Linked DNA regions of Homo sapiens: all the other regions are linked to region 2. A link is a contact called in ENCODE Hi-C or POLR2A ChIA-PET data. All regions are on one chromosome and are shown on one strand. The core of a region is the stretch at or near the end of the contact, and the rest is flanking DNA. Distances in the headings are between cores, read along the strand shown. Region 1 overlaps MIR31HG (MIR31 host gene). Region 2 has its middle 13 kb from the start of MTAP. Region 3 has its middle 210 kb from the start of DMRTA1.

Region 1 (4,869 bases), core at 594-3,093, 280 kb after region 2:
GGGGCAGATCGTTTAATCTGTTTTCTTATTTGTAAATTGGGGGTAATAGTAGAAGAGATTATATGGTGTATTAGAAAAGAGGGAAAAGCAAAATACAGCTGTGAAAACTATGTAAGCAAATTGGAAGACAATTTATAAAAAAAGTTGGGTTTTTTTAGTAATTGTATTTAAATTTATTTCAGTGTTTTATTGTTTTATGTTGTTTTTGTCTAACTTAAATGTGAGAAAAAAAGCAGAGTTCTGGATAGAAGGCAGATAACCTTTGTTCTCATCCAACCTGAAGCACTTATTTGCTAAATAATTCCAGTCAAAAACAGAAGAAACGTGGTATTTTAGTTTTATCTTGAGGAAAGGTCCTGCTTCTCTTACTCTATCTAAAAGCCTAGAAATAAAATGATAATTATTCTATGACTCATATACTTGCTTTTTATGTTATTGGCTTATTATGAGACTCAAATCAGGTAAGGTATATAAAACTGCTTTGAGAATGGTAAGAAGCTGTACAAATAAAAGTTCTAAGATATGGCTTATAAATTCTTTTCAACCCTCCGTTTTTCCTTTCACTCCTACAAAAGTTTGCTTTTGAAATGATTAAAATTTTTAAAAAATTAAAATATTTTATTCTAAGCCTGGCTATACTGTTTTAATTTGTAGGATTTTAATCGTTTACCATTGTATTTGTAGCAGCTAGACTGATAGGAGATTTGTGTTGTTGAGTCCATCCCCTTTCAGGTATCTCATCTAGGAATGCAGAAGCAGAAAGGTAGGGCAGACTGGCTGGATCCACTAGAATGGATTTCCTACTGAATCAATACTTGTCTCAAAACCATATTAAAGCGAGGAACAGTGGCATGCACCTATAATCCCAGCTACTTGGGAGGCTGAGGTGGGAGGATGGCTGCATCCCAGGAATTAAGGCCAGCCTGAGTAACATAGCAAGACCCTGTCTTGTAAAACAAACAAAACCAAAGCATTAAAACCAAAGTACTTTTAGTTTTCACTGAAACCTACATGATGTTCTTATTTCTATATAATGTTTTGTATATTAATATACATTAGAAAAATACACAGCATCTCCTTTTAAAAGTAAATTTGTTTTAATATTTTTAAAATTAATTTAAATAAAATGTTAAGGCATTTATAGTCAAGGAATATGACAAAAATTGTGAAAGTGCTGCTCAAGTAGCCAAACTTTGGGAAATCTAATTGGAATGTGGGTAAGCAAGATCCTCCTGTCGCGTAGCTGGGGGAGACTTTATAGATAACACGTTAGATGTTACCTAAGGTTTCTTGAATGCATGGTTCAGTTTAAGAAGTATGTTTAGTTATTACTCTTGGATGAAGAAAATATTAGTTTTAAGTGAGTGTTAATGGACTTTGCCCATGAACTGCATACATGGTCATATATTTTTACTGTTAAGAATTACTGATATGTCCCAGATGTAAAGATCATAGTTTTTATGTCCTTGAGAGCAAAGCCCAGTTGGTAAATGATAAGAAAGTTCATTATAAGTTCATTAGTCAATCTGAGTAAGTATTTGAGTAAGTATCAGGGCAGGTGTGTGTCCTTATTTGAAGATAAGATTACCAAAGAGTGGCAGTTTACACTGTCTGAGCAGGCACATAATCTACATGTATCCAACAAAAGCAGAAACCCTTTCTGTCAATAAAGTTAATTTGATAAGTTTAGGAGTCAAAATCTGGAAGTCCAAAAAGATGCATAGTGAGGAGAATCATCAAGCATGCATGAGGAAACCAACTGGGATGGCATTACAGGAAAATGATGTAGTTACTTGGAAGCAAGCCACCTTCGTGGTTTGCATTCTTTGGAAATATGTTCTATCTAATTGCTGAACTTTGCAAAAAAATGAGTGATTTGACTTGCTGATTCCAAGTTAATTACTTGGCCATTGAAAGTTTTTATAGAAGAGCATTCATGGAATTTGTGTGACCCAGAATGATCCCTGCCTGTGTTTTCTCACCTGCCTTTCTTCTTGCAAACCTTTCCTGATTTGTAAAACGTGTATAAGAAACTCAAATATTGGACTTTGGAGACTTGTCATAAAAAATTGTGTTGAGCTATTGCAGGATCTTGGAGAGACAGAGGTTATCTTGGGAAGGAGATCCAGGTCTAGTGTACTTGAAAAAACAATCGGTACTTGAGAATGAAAAAGAGGTAAAAAAAACAAAGGAAGCAAATATAATTGGCGGTAAGGTCACAAATCCAATAATAAGAGAAAGCCCATATATTAAAATTGAAATATTAGAGTCTATAGATGCATATTTCCCTAAATGTAACACATTCAAAGTTATTACATGGTGCTTATAATTATTTTGAATTAGATAACTCTTCTCTGCATCATTACCTGAATTGAATATAAAAGTTCTAGCAGTTTTATTAGAAGCACAGAAAGCCTTTTCCTGACTTCCTGTGCCATGACCTAGATTTTTTCAGTTATTTATTCATCATTCAGTATTTATTCAGCACCTCCCATGTACCATACATAGTCCGTACCTTTCTATGACTTGCAGTCTAAGAAAAAAGATAACCATTGCAAGTTTGATTATTATGGCGAAGGACTTTCTTGTTTGTGTATGGAAACATAACAAAGACACCTAATTTAGACAGGAAGTGGTAAAGGAAAACCACTTTAAGGAAGAAATATTATTTAAGTTCAGGCAAAAAAAAAAAAAAAAAAAAAGGGGGGGTCGCGGGGCAGGGGAAGAGTATCCCAGACAGCATATGTGAGAGCTGTGAAGCTAGAAATCTTGGCACATCAACAACTGACATGTCTGGAGTGTTGAGAATAGCGGTGAAAAGAGGAAATGGGGTGCGCAATACACGGACGGGGCCCAACACAGGTCTCCTAAGCCTTATGAAAAGTACAAGTAATATCATAAGTTAGATGAGGGGCCATTGAAGGATTTAATGTCACTGTCTCATGAAACAAAACTTTTTTCTTGGATATTCACATTCTCTCCACAGGTTTATTCACTTCTGCCCTCTCGTGTATCTAAAAATTAAACTTCCCTGGATGCTGTCACTCCTCTTTGTTACTGGCCCATCCATCATATTCTCTTTGTGCCCTAACTTCTAGCAAAAAGAGCTAATATTTATTGCATCTGTTTCTTCATGACCCGTTACAATCTATCCTCTGTTCTCATAATTAGATTGGAACTGCTGCTTCCAAAGGTGAGGTGTTCATGACTGAATCATCAGCGAACCCAGTAGTCACTCGCATTGTTGACCATTAGTTCCCTCAAGGCTCCCTTTTTGATGTTCATGGCACTACTCTTATTCATCACATTTCTAACAACTGTCTTCTCAGTCTTCTCTCTGACTAGTCACTGAATTCACCCTTCCTCTTAAAGCAGATTTTCAATAGTTTTCCAATCTTTTAAATCTTGATTTCTCTTTCTTCCTAGGGCATCTGTATCTACCATTTGGTTTTCAGCTCTTACACACACTGAAGATGTGCTACCTAACATTTTTAGTCCAGACTTCTCTGCTTTACTGCAGTTTTGCATTTTCTAGCTGCTTTTTAAATCCCCCCAAATGGCTGTGCCATTTGTACCACAAACTCAATCCTTAGAAAACCAGAATCCTACTGCAATCTAAATGGCTTCTTGTCTTATCTTGGTTAAAAGCTTTGCCAAGCATTCACATTGGGAACCTGAATGTTACCTTTCATTTTTTTTCTCACCTACTCTCACACCTCCTCCCCCCATCTAATCATGTGTCAAATCCTGTTGACTACATCTCTGCAGTGTCTCTCAGGTAGTCACTGCTTCCCATTACTGCTGCCATTGCCTTTGTTCATACCCAGCTCACAAGCAGCCAGCTTAAAATCTTCTAATTCATCTCCCAGCCTCTATTTCCTGCCTTTCTCCCAATCTGAACCTGTTTTCCATGTCTGCTAGAGTTATCCTCCTAAAACATACATTTGATGATCTTAGTGTCTTGCTTTTTTACTTAATAAAGTCATAACTCCTTAGCCTTATAATTAATGTGCTCCACAAATTTGCACCAAACCATTTTTCCTCTTGCATCTCCCAGGTACCTGTGCCCTAACCAAAGCAGACTGTTCTAAAAATCTAACACACATTTACATCGTCATGCCATTTTGTGTATTTTTCCATGTTTCTCTTTTTACTGAAGAACTGCCCATCCCATAATGCCCAGTGAAGATTACATTTCTTTGATGAAATCTTCCCTGATCCTCTTAAATAAAATTGTTTTTTTCCTATGTGTCCCAAAAGCATTGTATGTGATTCAATCATATAAAGCATTTGTTTCTGTAAAACATCATTGTGCACCTGCCGTGTTTAAAGGGCAGAATTTATTCTTCAGCTTATTCGTGGTTGTGAGGGAGAAAAAAGAGATCCTCCTCTAAGTATTGTTTGAAGATAGAGTGCATGTCTTCTCTGTATATTTTTATCTTCACAGTATCTAGTACAAAACCTTGCACATATAACACATTTGTTGAATATCTGTCATAGCAATTATCATTTGTTCTGTTTCATATACAAAGTACTTCCAAGGAGTCAGCTTTTAAGGTGTAAACACACACACACACAGACACACACGCACACACACACACACAATGCTGCAGTTGCTTTCAATAAATGAGGACATATTTCTCTGCTCAGGCTTTCCAGCAGTGCTTTATTATATAAGCTATTCTGGTTAGCTCTATTTTATGGATCAGATGCTTGCCCTGGCTACCTTGAGGAGAAGGGGTCCAGTGTAAGAATTTGTAAGGCCTGGGACCAGATGATGTCAGGAACCAAAGCAGCTTTAAGGGTATGCTCTTTTCCTCACCTGTCATTTTCTTTATGACTATGCTCAATGCTTCCCTGCTCCCCTCT
Region 2 (4,457 bases), core at 1,402-3,901:
ACTTGATATCTCATTGTGATTTTAATTTGCATTTCCCTGATGATTGATGATGTTGAATAGTTTTTCATGTATCTGTTGGCCATTTATCTTCTTTTGAGAAATGTCTACTTTGGTCCTTTGCCCATTTTTTAAATCAGGTTGTTTTCTTGCTACTGAATTGTTTTAGTTCCTTATATATTTTGGATATTAGGCCCTTATCAGAAGACAGATTTGCAAATATTTTATCCGAATTCTTGGGTTGTTCCTTTACTCTATTATTTCCTTTGCTGTCCAGAAGATTTTTCTGTTTGATACAGTCTCATTTGTCTATTTTTTCTTTTATTTCCTATGCTTTTTATGTTGTATCCAAGAAACCACTGTTCAGACCAGTATCACAGGGCATTTCCTCTACGTTTTCTTTTAGAAATTTTACAGTTTTGGGCTTTACATTTAAATCTGAAATCTATTTTGAGTTTATTTTTGTATATGGAGTGAGATGAGGGTCTAATTTCATTCTTCTGTGGGTGGATATCCAGTTTTTCCAACGCTGCTTATTGAAGAGACTGTCATTATACCCACTGTGTGTTCTTGAAATCTTTGTCAAAACTACATTGACCACAAATAGGAGTTTATTTCTGAAATTTCTGTTGGGTTCCACTGTTCTATATGTCTGCTTTTATGCCAGTACCATGCTAGGATTTTTAAATTCTTGTTTTTCCTTTTATTTTTAGTTGGCACAAAATAATTGTATGTATTGTGGGATACAGTGATATTTTGGTACGTGTATATCATGTTGTTTAGGAAAAACTCTCAAACCATTTTTCCTGTGCTCTCACACCATAACAATCAACACAGGAGACTTCTGTGATCCAAAAATATGTGTTTATTTTCCCCCTCCAGCAAGCAAGCAGTCAATTCTGCAGGAGGACCCAGCTGGGTGTCCTCTAATTTAATTCCAACTATCTACCCAGATAAATCATCAGATCCCACAGGTTAGGAGCTTACTCCCACAAGCCCATCCCCTCCTTCCCCCCGGTTGCAAGTCCAGGCTTCTGGAACTTCGGACTGACTGGCTTCAAATTGGGGTTCCCGTGAACCTCCTCCCCCCACCTTTGGGTTCGATTAATTTGCTGGAGTGGCTCACAGAACTCAGGGAAACACGTTTACTGATTTATTATGAAGGGTATTTGAAAGGATATGAATAAATATCCAGATAAAAAGATACATAAAGTGAAGTCTAGAAGGGTCCTGAGCACAGGAACTTCTGTTCCCATTCAGCTGGGGTGCACCACCTTCCTGGCACGTGGATGAGCTCTTCATTTCATATCATGGAGATATGGCGGTCCTGTTGTACTGGTGATTGTTTCAAGTGGCTGGACTGATGAGTAGGCATGGAGTATTGGTGATCATCTAAGAAGCATCTTATCCAACTGTGAAAATATCTCTGGAGCAGAGGTGTGCAAAGGGAAATATGATGTTGCTGAGGGCTTCCTAGAGCTCCCCAAAAGTCATGTACCAGATACACAATTTTTTCCTAGACCATCTGACAATAATTGCCACAATTAAGTTAAAGCATTAGACACAAATCTTGCTCGTAAAGTAATATATTCCCATCAAGCTCATTTATCTCTTTATTTAAAAGTGTCGGCCGGGCACGGTGGCTTCCGCCTGTAATCCCAGCACTTTGGGAGGCCGAGGCAGGTGGATCACCTGAGGTTGGGAGCTCGAGACCAGCCTGACCAACATGGAGAAACCCCGTCTCTACTAAAAAATACAAAAATTAGCTGGGCATGGTGGCGCATGCCCGTAATCGCAGCTACTTGGGGGGCTGAGGCAGTAGAATCGCTTGAACACGGGAGGCGGAGGTTGCAGTGAGCTGAAATTGGGCCATTGCATTCCAGCCTGGGCAACAAGAGCAAAACTCCATCTCAAAAAAAAAAAAAAAAGTGTTAGTTTATAATGCACTTAAAGAGGAAGCAACAAGTTGTCTGTTCTGTGTGTCATGAGTGGATTATATTATGTTCACTGATCCAGCCCATCCTCTCCCTCCTCCCCTCTCTTCCCTTCACCTTCTACCCTCTTTTCCTCTCTTCCTCAGGTTACTTATAAGGGCAGCCATCACAGATTTGCTACAACTGAACTGACAAACTCAAAGGACACTTCAAAACAGATTTCAATTGAATTTTGTCTTGAGATTCTTCATTTTTCTTTCCTTGTCATGTTGGCCACAATTTGGTATCCAGTTATCTCAAATAGAGTGTAATTCATAGGTTCATGATATAGTTATGTTCATTAGATGAATGAATAAGTGAATGACTAAATGAATGAATGAATGAAGAACACATTATTATGGTTTTAGTTTTAGCAAAAGAGGAAGTTCAGAAATGCTAAGGAACCTGAACACCAGGGGGCATCAAAAGTTTGCTTTCTTTTTTTTTTTTCTCAAACCTGCCTTTTAAAATAGTCTAAAACTTGAGTCATATTGGCTTCATAAGAGAAAGTGCGAGAGAGAAAGGGGGAAGGGAAAGAGAGAAGTTATAACTTAAAGGTTAATTCTAAAGTGGTAAGTGTACTCTACTGCAGTTTACTTAAGTTGCTTCTACAACAGTGCACGTGGTTTTTCTCATAGTTATATACCAATGACCAGCAGATGACACCACTTCTTATGACCAGCAGATGGCACCACTTGACCTTATGGGTCAAGGAGTACAGTTGTAGGACCAGATTTTGGAGGATAAAGAAACATATATAGGGGATGAAATCTTTCACAAACTTTCTGTAGAAAAACTACTAAAGTAAAGTAAATATTAAGTAGAGAATTAATCCCTGTAGGTCTCAAATACCTTAATTTTTAAAAGGTAGAATTTTAACCAGAGGTATATTGTTCATTTTGAAACAGATAACTAAAATGTTTTTACATGTCAAGTTTAAGCCTCAGAAAAGGTGAGCTGTAATTGATAGAAATAATTTGGATTTCACTGTGTACTTTTAGAATATTCCTTTATCAGATTTTTCAATGACCAATTAATTCACAGATATTAGCCAAAAGAAAGACAGTTGCACACAGACACAATACTGTTAGATTACTGATTAATAGCACTAAATGATTTCCTCCATTGTCCTTGGCTATATAATTTAAGTGTCAACAGAGTACTTCAGGTTCCCTTATGCACTATCAGTTATTTACCTTTTCTAAACATTTAACTACTTTAGTTGGATACTTATAATCAGATAAAAACCGGAACAATGTCTGTAGTTAGAGTACTTGTAGTGCAAAGGAAAATGCAGACCCACTGGTTTTTGAGAGTGACAGCACTTGACCCGAAGCTTTAAACGTGCTTGTGAAACTTCCATCTGGGTGAAGGAGTAGAGGCCAGACTAGCACTTAGTTTCTTTTTAGATCTTCCATACCTTAGTCACGCAGATAAGTAGTAACTGCTTGAATGGGAATAAAAAGCATTCCGTCGGATTTCTGTGTATAATGAAAAGTCCCTGTCTTTGGCTCTTTGATTTCCCACATGAAGCTCAGCTTGGATATTACTACGATAAGAAAGAGCTCTAGAGAAAACAAAAGGGCATATTTGCTTAAATTGCTGTTTGCATCAAAAGAAACTGCTTAATGGGGTTATCGGTAGGTCAGACTGCACCCTGTTTTCACCAAGGCTGAATCAAGACCAGATGAATTCAGGAGGGCTGGGTGGGATTAGAGTCCTTAAGTGGCAGTATTTTAATAAAATTCTTCTTGGCAAAACTATCTCTGAGCTTTCTATTTTATTAGCAACTGAAAGATACATAAGAAAGAGATTGGAAATACTGAAGTGATCAACTACTAGGAAATGAACCTTAGGTTTAATTTTATTTCCACACAAAAAAACAAAACAAAACAAAACCACTGTGCCATATGGGAGAAAACATGATAGAGAAGCAAGGTCTAGACCCATACTCTCTGACTCTACACTATTTGGTGTTGAAGCTTATGACACTCAGCTTCAGTTTCTTCATCTGTAAAATTAGGGTGATTATCCAGGGTTTGTGTGAGAGTTCAAGTTAATACTTGTAAAGCACTTGGAACATGGTAAGTACTGAATGTGTTAATTATGATGATGATGATGATGGTATACTAGCTACTGCATGAGGTGCTGAGAATAGAGATTGAAAAGATACTGTCTCTGCCTTTGGGGAACTTAGAGTCTTTTAGGAGGAGTAAAGAAAATAAATAAGAGCCAAATGTTATAGATATAATAAGGACGTTATATACAGTTTTGGGATAGGGGGTGACAAGGTAGGGTATGGTGAGTTTGGCCTGGGTAGGGGTGAGGGATGCCTTGAAGAAAGGCCCTTGAGCTGAACTGTGCAATATGTATTTGCAGGCAAGAAAAGGGAACAAGGAAGGGCTTTTGGACATGTAGTGAAGGCAGGGCTGGGCAACATGTGTTGAAGGGCACCAAAGTAGGAACCAGTGTGGTACATTCAAAGAG
Region 3 (4,780 bases), core at 300-2,799, 450 kb before region 2:
ACAGACAATAAATGAACAAATAAAATCACAAACACATGTTTAGAAATTATAATAGGAAGGAGGAGTATAAGGAGAGAGAATAAAGGAAGAGACCAAATTTAGATTAGGGTCAGAAATAATCTCTCTGATAAAGCAATATTTATGCTGATGCCAAAGGATGAATAGGAAGGAATTAGCCAGATGAAGAATAAAACATGGAGTCCAAAAAGAAGAAAACTTATGTCTAGTGTCAAAAGGTAGCAAAGAGCTCAGTGAGTTCAAAAAGAGTTTTTTAAATGAATGGGTAGGAATATAATGAGCAAGGCAACAGTGACCTAAGATAAATCTAAAGAAGTGAGTAGACTAGAGTGGCTCTTTGAGACTGAATTAAAATGTTTGAACTTTGTTACATGCAGTGAGGATCTTAGAAATCACCTTGTCTAAATTTACATTAAATGAAAAATATAGATATCAACAGCTCCCATGTCAACAAGCTGAACATGTCACTTCTTGAACCCATGATTATCAGGGAATTTACTGCTAAAATAGCCAGTTTTGATGCTGCTTATCATAACTATCAGAAACTCTGCCTAACAAGTTATTTTGTGTGATTTACCTTGATCTTATAGAACAGGTTTGTATGAAAGATCCAGGGCAAGTCAGTAGATCAGAATTACAAAGCTGTGAGATGTGGTTTGCTCCAAAGACTCAGATGAAGATGGATCAGAGTGGCATTTGCAGGGCTCTGGGTGAGGCAGTGAACACTTTTGCCCAGAAGACCACTACAGCAAGGGCCATGTCGAAGGCATGGGGTGAAGTGAGGGGAGTAGACAAGGGGTTTTAAAAATTTTTTAGTGTCTTCCAGATACTAGACACTATGTGAGTTGTCTTCAGGTTTCATATCATCATCACAACCACCTTATGAACTAAGTATAATCACCTTCATTTACAAATGAGGAAAGGAAAACTCAGATTATTAGGCCCTCGTCTCTGAGGACAGAACTGAAGTCTTTCACCACCAGCATTTGAAAAAGACCTGCCCTCTTTCCACCGATGAAGATGCTACCCAATAAAATTCAAGCCCAAACAGAATAAAGAGGTCAAAAGTTCCCTTTCACGTAAACCTTTGTCTTATCTTAGTATGACCCTCAAAATATCCACCCAAAGCAGGCTATCAATATCTGTTAATTAGTTGATGAAATGACATGATTGTGGCCATTCTGTAGTCTTTAAAAGGAGATCTATTTGTGTCAATAAACAACGAGCTCATTAAAAACTACCCATAAAACAATTAGGCCAAGGGAATTTTGTCTGATAACAGTGAAAGAAGGAAGTGAGGATTTAGCTGCAGATTCTGGAATGAGCCTGTTTATCCTCCAGGACCACAGCAGTTTTGTCTTCAGGCTTAAGATAAATCACTGTAAGTGTGAAGGTGTTCAGAAAAATAGGTTCTGCCATTGCTACTATGTCCTGAAGTTTCTTCCAGTTTGCCTTTGAAGAACACAGCCACTAAACCGCCGCTAGATGTCCTCAAAGTAAAAAAAAAAAAAAAAAAAAAATTATGGCAGAAAAGTACTTCGGCACTTTTAGGAACTACATTGACTTATTTGTCTAGATTATTTGACTCCTGAGCTCTAAGTGAGATAGAGGGATTTGGTAGTTAAACACGAACATCCGACCTCTGTAAATGAAATAGAGTTCTGTAAAGGAAAGGGCATTTTAGTAACTTCTCATTTTCATTTTAATTAGGATTTGTATTACTCTCCTTCAGGAAAGCAGGCCAAAGAGACTGAAGGAGCAATGGAAACATTATCCTCACCAACACTGACCAGTCACCTGAAGAGCACTGTGAGTGAATAACCCGTGGGGCCAGCTACTTAGCAATTTCAAATGCACAAAACCTGTGCTCTGGCCTATCTTTTAACATCAAAACAGCTGAAAAAAAAATTGAATAGTTGGATTGCGATTTCCTGAAATAGAAGCTGCAATACCTTTGGTTTTTTAGTTATGATATTAGCTAGTGAAAAAGCACAACTTAGCAAAGTATGTTCCCCAGTTAGTCTTTTAAATAAACTCAGACTTCCGTAGTCCCCATTGGTCTCTACAGGCTCAGAGGCCCATTTCCTCCTCGCCCCTTACCTTCCTTTTAGTCTCTTTTTCTTTTCCAGTCCTTTTCCCATCTTTGGTTCTTCTGTCTCTCCTCTTCATTTATTCCACTCTTTTAACAGTATCTTAGTTCACCATTTTTATACACAAAAAATCAACTTCTTGATAACAATTTTTAACATATTCAACTGAAATAATAAGCACTTGCCATGGTTTTCAAGAGTCAGGAAAAGGAAACAAAAAGAGGGGGGAAAAGAAGAATAAAGAAAGAAGAGGAATGAGAAAAAGAGAAAAAGATTAGAAAACAAGTTGTTCTATCTGTACTTGTTCGAAACTTGAGAAGAAAAATTAAGTTACAGAGAGATGGGGGTTGTGGGGGTAAGAGCTGTAGAAAGCTGTTTTCCTTCATTTTCTCTGCCTCCTGGAGCACTGGCCTCCTATATCATGTGTTAGGAATTTCTAATCTTACCACAGCCAGATGACTCATGCCCACTGACTGAGTCTTTAGACTTCTACAAAACACCTGAAAAGATAAATTTTAATTGAGAAAACAACCTCTCACTCCAGGGTATGCTTTCAAGATAGGTAGGGGGATTTTCAGCATTTATTTCCATTTTGTTCACTGAAGACTCATAGGGCTTAATCTTAATTTCAGACATAGTTGTGTCTGACAGCCAGAGACTATTTTCAGATCAAGGGATAAACTGGCATGGACTAAGACTTGCTTCTGCCTAGGAATAAAGACTGAAATGAGTCAAAGTTGTCCTGATTTGGGACACAAAGCATGAGGTTAATGTGGGGGGATACCTTGTCTCCTTGCGGGAGCTAGCTCATCAAACTACCCCTCCCCTCACTCACTTCACTAACTGATGTGGTTAACTATCACATCAAAGGGCAACTATCACATCAAAGGGCAACTCCAGGTTGCCCTTTGGGGATGTGTTGTTTATCTCCCTCAAGACCAAAGTGACTTTCTAACCAAACTCTCTGAGTGCAAGTCACTAAAAAAAAAGAAATGTGGGGTCCACAACATCTAATTCAAAGTGTGTTAACTAAACCCATAGTAATAATCATATAACAGCGTGCCTCTTCGTTTTTGTGTAAAAAACAAATAGCGAAAAAGAATCAAGGAAGTATTTTCTGAATGTATACATGGAAGCCTGGACATAGAAGTAAACCATACATACAAACAAGTAACCACCTATCCAACTTTCCCTTCCAAGGTAAAAACTAACATTAAGGGAGCACTTAGAATATCACTGAACCTGTGCTAAGAGGATCTATAAGCATTAGTTCTAAAACTCTAAACAGCTGTAAAAGGTGTAGACAATTATTTATATCTACGATCAGAAAAACTAATGCTTAGAGAAGTTTGAACTTTCTTTGAAGTGAATAGCGATTTCTTCTGACATAACTTGAACGAGGCCCTGTGCATGCCTGAGAGCCTGAGAGACCTGGGAATTAGGAAAAAACTGAACCTGAAATTAAGATGGGAAATTAGGCCTTTTATTATTTCTTGGATCTTCAGAAACTGAAATTCCCAATATGTCTCAGTGTATAGAGACAGGAAACACTCTGTGATCATCCCTGCTTTTGTCTCTTTCTTTCTTTTAGAAGATTATCCATATTCTGTTCCAGTAAACTCCATTTCCCATGGAATGAAGTCTTCCCAAAGCATCCATTAGCACAGAGCTAGTGGGCAGAGCTTCAAGGTTTGACAAAGAATGGTCAAGTCTGAAGTCTGAACTCCTTCTCTTCTGCAAGACTAACTTGCCACTGCTGGTTCCCCTTATTCTGCTGCCATAGAGACCAATTTTTAAGAGAGAAAGGCTGAAATGTTTAAGAGTAGAAAGGCTGAAACTTTTAAAAATTGGAGTGCTCTTGTATGAATGGAGGAGAGCAATGATGAAGTGCCAATAGAATGAAGGAAAATTGATTCCCAGAGCCAACTCCCTTTCAAAAGTAGCTTGTCTGTAGCACTATATCCCATTGCTGAGATTGTCCCTGAGATTATTTATTTCAGTGTTACCTAAAGTGTAGTCCAAGGACCTACCAATCACAAATTGTTAATTAGCAGTCAGCAATGAGATAAGAACCAAAATTGACTGTGTGTAGAAACTTTAATATTGCCACATCATCCAAGCAAAAGATTTCATATGTTCAAAAATATCTGTGTGCCTGTATTAGAAAGTAAAACAATTAGGCCTTCATGACCAACAGTTTATAAAGCACTAGTTTACTACATTAGGGTCTTGATAGCTGTCTCTAGGTTTCCCTTATAAGTATTAAGAATTAGTCGACAAAATTCAAGTTTATTGTCTTCCTTCCCAAATAGAACCAGTCCCAATAGAACAAATAGTCCCAGGGTGGGACTTTGTTTTGTTCACTGTTCCATCTCCACTTCCTAGAATCATGCTTAATGCTTAAAGAGTATTTGTTGAATGACTGAAATATACTCATCCACCTCAGTGGGAAATGCCCAAGTGTTGTCAGAAGTTTCCCTGGACCACTTTGAAAACTCAGAGACTACAAGACTCCAGTGGTGGCCCATCCTCTGCCACGAGCCTGTGTACTTACCTTACTGCCATCTACAGCCTCCTTACCCAGCCCAGTCCTGCATCTCCCCAGGAGGACAGGCAGGAATTATCTCTACTTATTTTTCCAGATAAGCTTCAAAATAATTTGGGCACATCTC

The links. Hi-C counts contacts between places; a loop is a spot of excess contacts on that map. ChIA-PET counts read pairs that join two places held with the same protein, here RNA polymerase II (POLR2A). Pooled maps may share reads with other maps.
Region 1: a loop to region 2 is called in a map of PC-9, with 5 times the contacts of the local background. The contact joins two enhancer-like sites. A Hi-C loop is called at or near these places in 10 of 168 maps with a recorded cell type or tissue (CD4-positive, alpha-beta memory T cell, CD8-positive, alpha-beta T cell, Caco-2 and 5 more) and 16 of 50 pooled maps. POLR2A ChIA-PET finds 5 or more read pairs at or near these places in 2 of 52 experiments (AG04449 and BJ).
Region 3: a pooled map shows a loop between it and region 2 (2.4-fold over the local background). The contact joins two enhancer-like sites. A Hi-C loop is called at or near these places in 1 of 50 pooled maps. POLR2A ChIA-PET finds 5 or more read pairs at or near these places in 3 of 52 experiments (OCI-LY7, WTC11 and activated T-cell).

What each region holds. Positions count from the first base shown.
Region 1 is chr9:21,503,971-21,508,839 of GRCh38, reverse strand. All of the region lies in intron 1 of MIR31HG (MIR31 host gene), which reads left to right. Among named protein-coding and RNA genes, the nearest start is that of MIR31, 5.8 kb to the left of the region's middle. RefSeq lists an enhancer at 3,463-3,998. Within about 2 kb of position 1,843, at least 3 of the 41 ENCODE cell types and tissues checked have a DNase peak (open chromatin) inside an H3K27ac peak, as active enhancers do; they include PC-9, where a contact is called at or near this core.
Region 2 is chr9:21,787,810-21,792,266 of GRCh38, reverse strand. No RefSeq gene overlaps it. Among named protein-coding and RNA genes, the nearest start is that of MTAP, 13 kb to the left of the region's middle. Within about 2 kb of position 2,651, at least 5 of the 41 ENCODE cell types and tissues checked have a DNase peak (open chromatin) inside an H3K27ac peak, as active enhancers do; they include PC-9, where a contact is called at or near this core.
Region 3 is chr9:22,235,885-22,240,664 of GRCh38, reverse strand. No RefSeq gene overlaps it. Among named protein-coding and RNA genes, the nearest start is that of DMRTA1, 210 kb to the left of the region's middle. Within about 2 kb of position 1,549, at least 6 of the 41 ENCODE cell types and tissues checked have a DNase peak (open chromatin) inside an H3K27ac peak, as active enhancers do.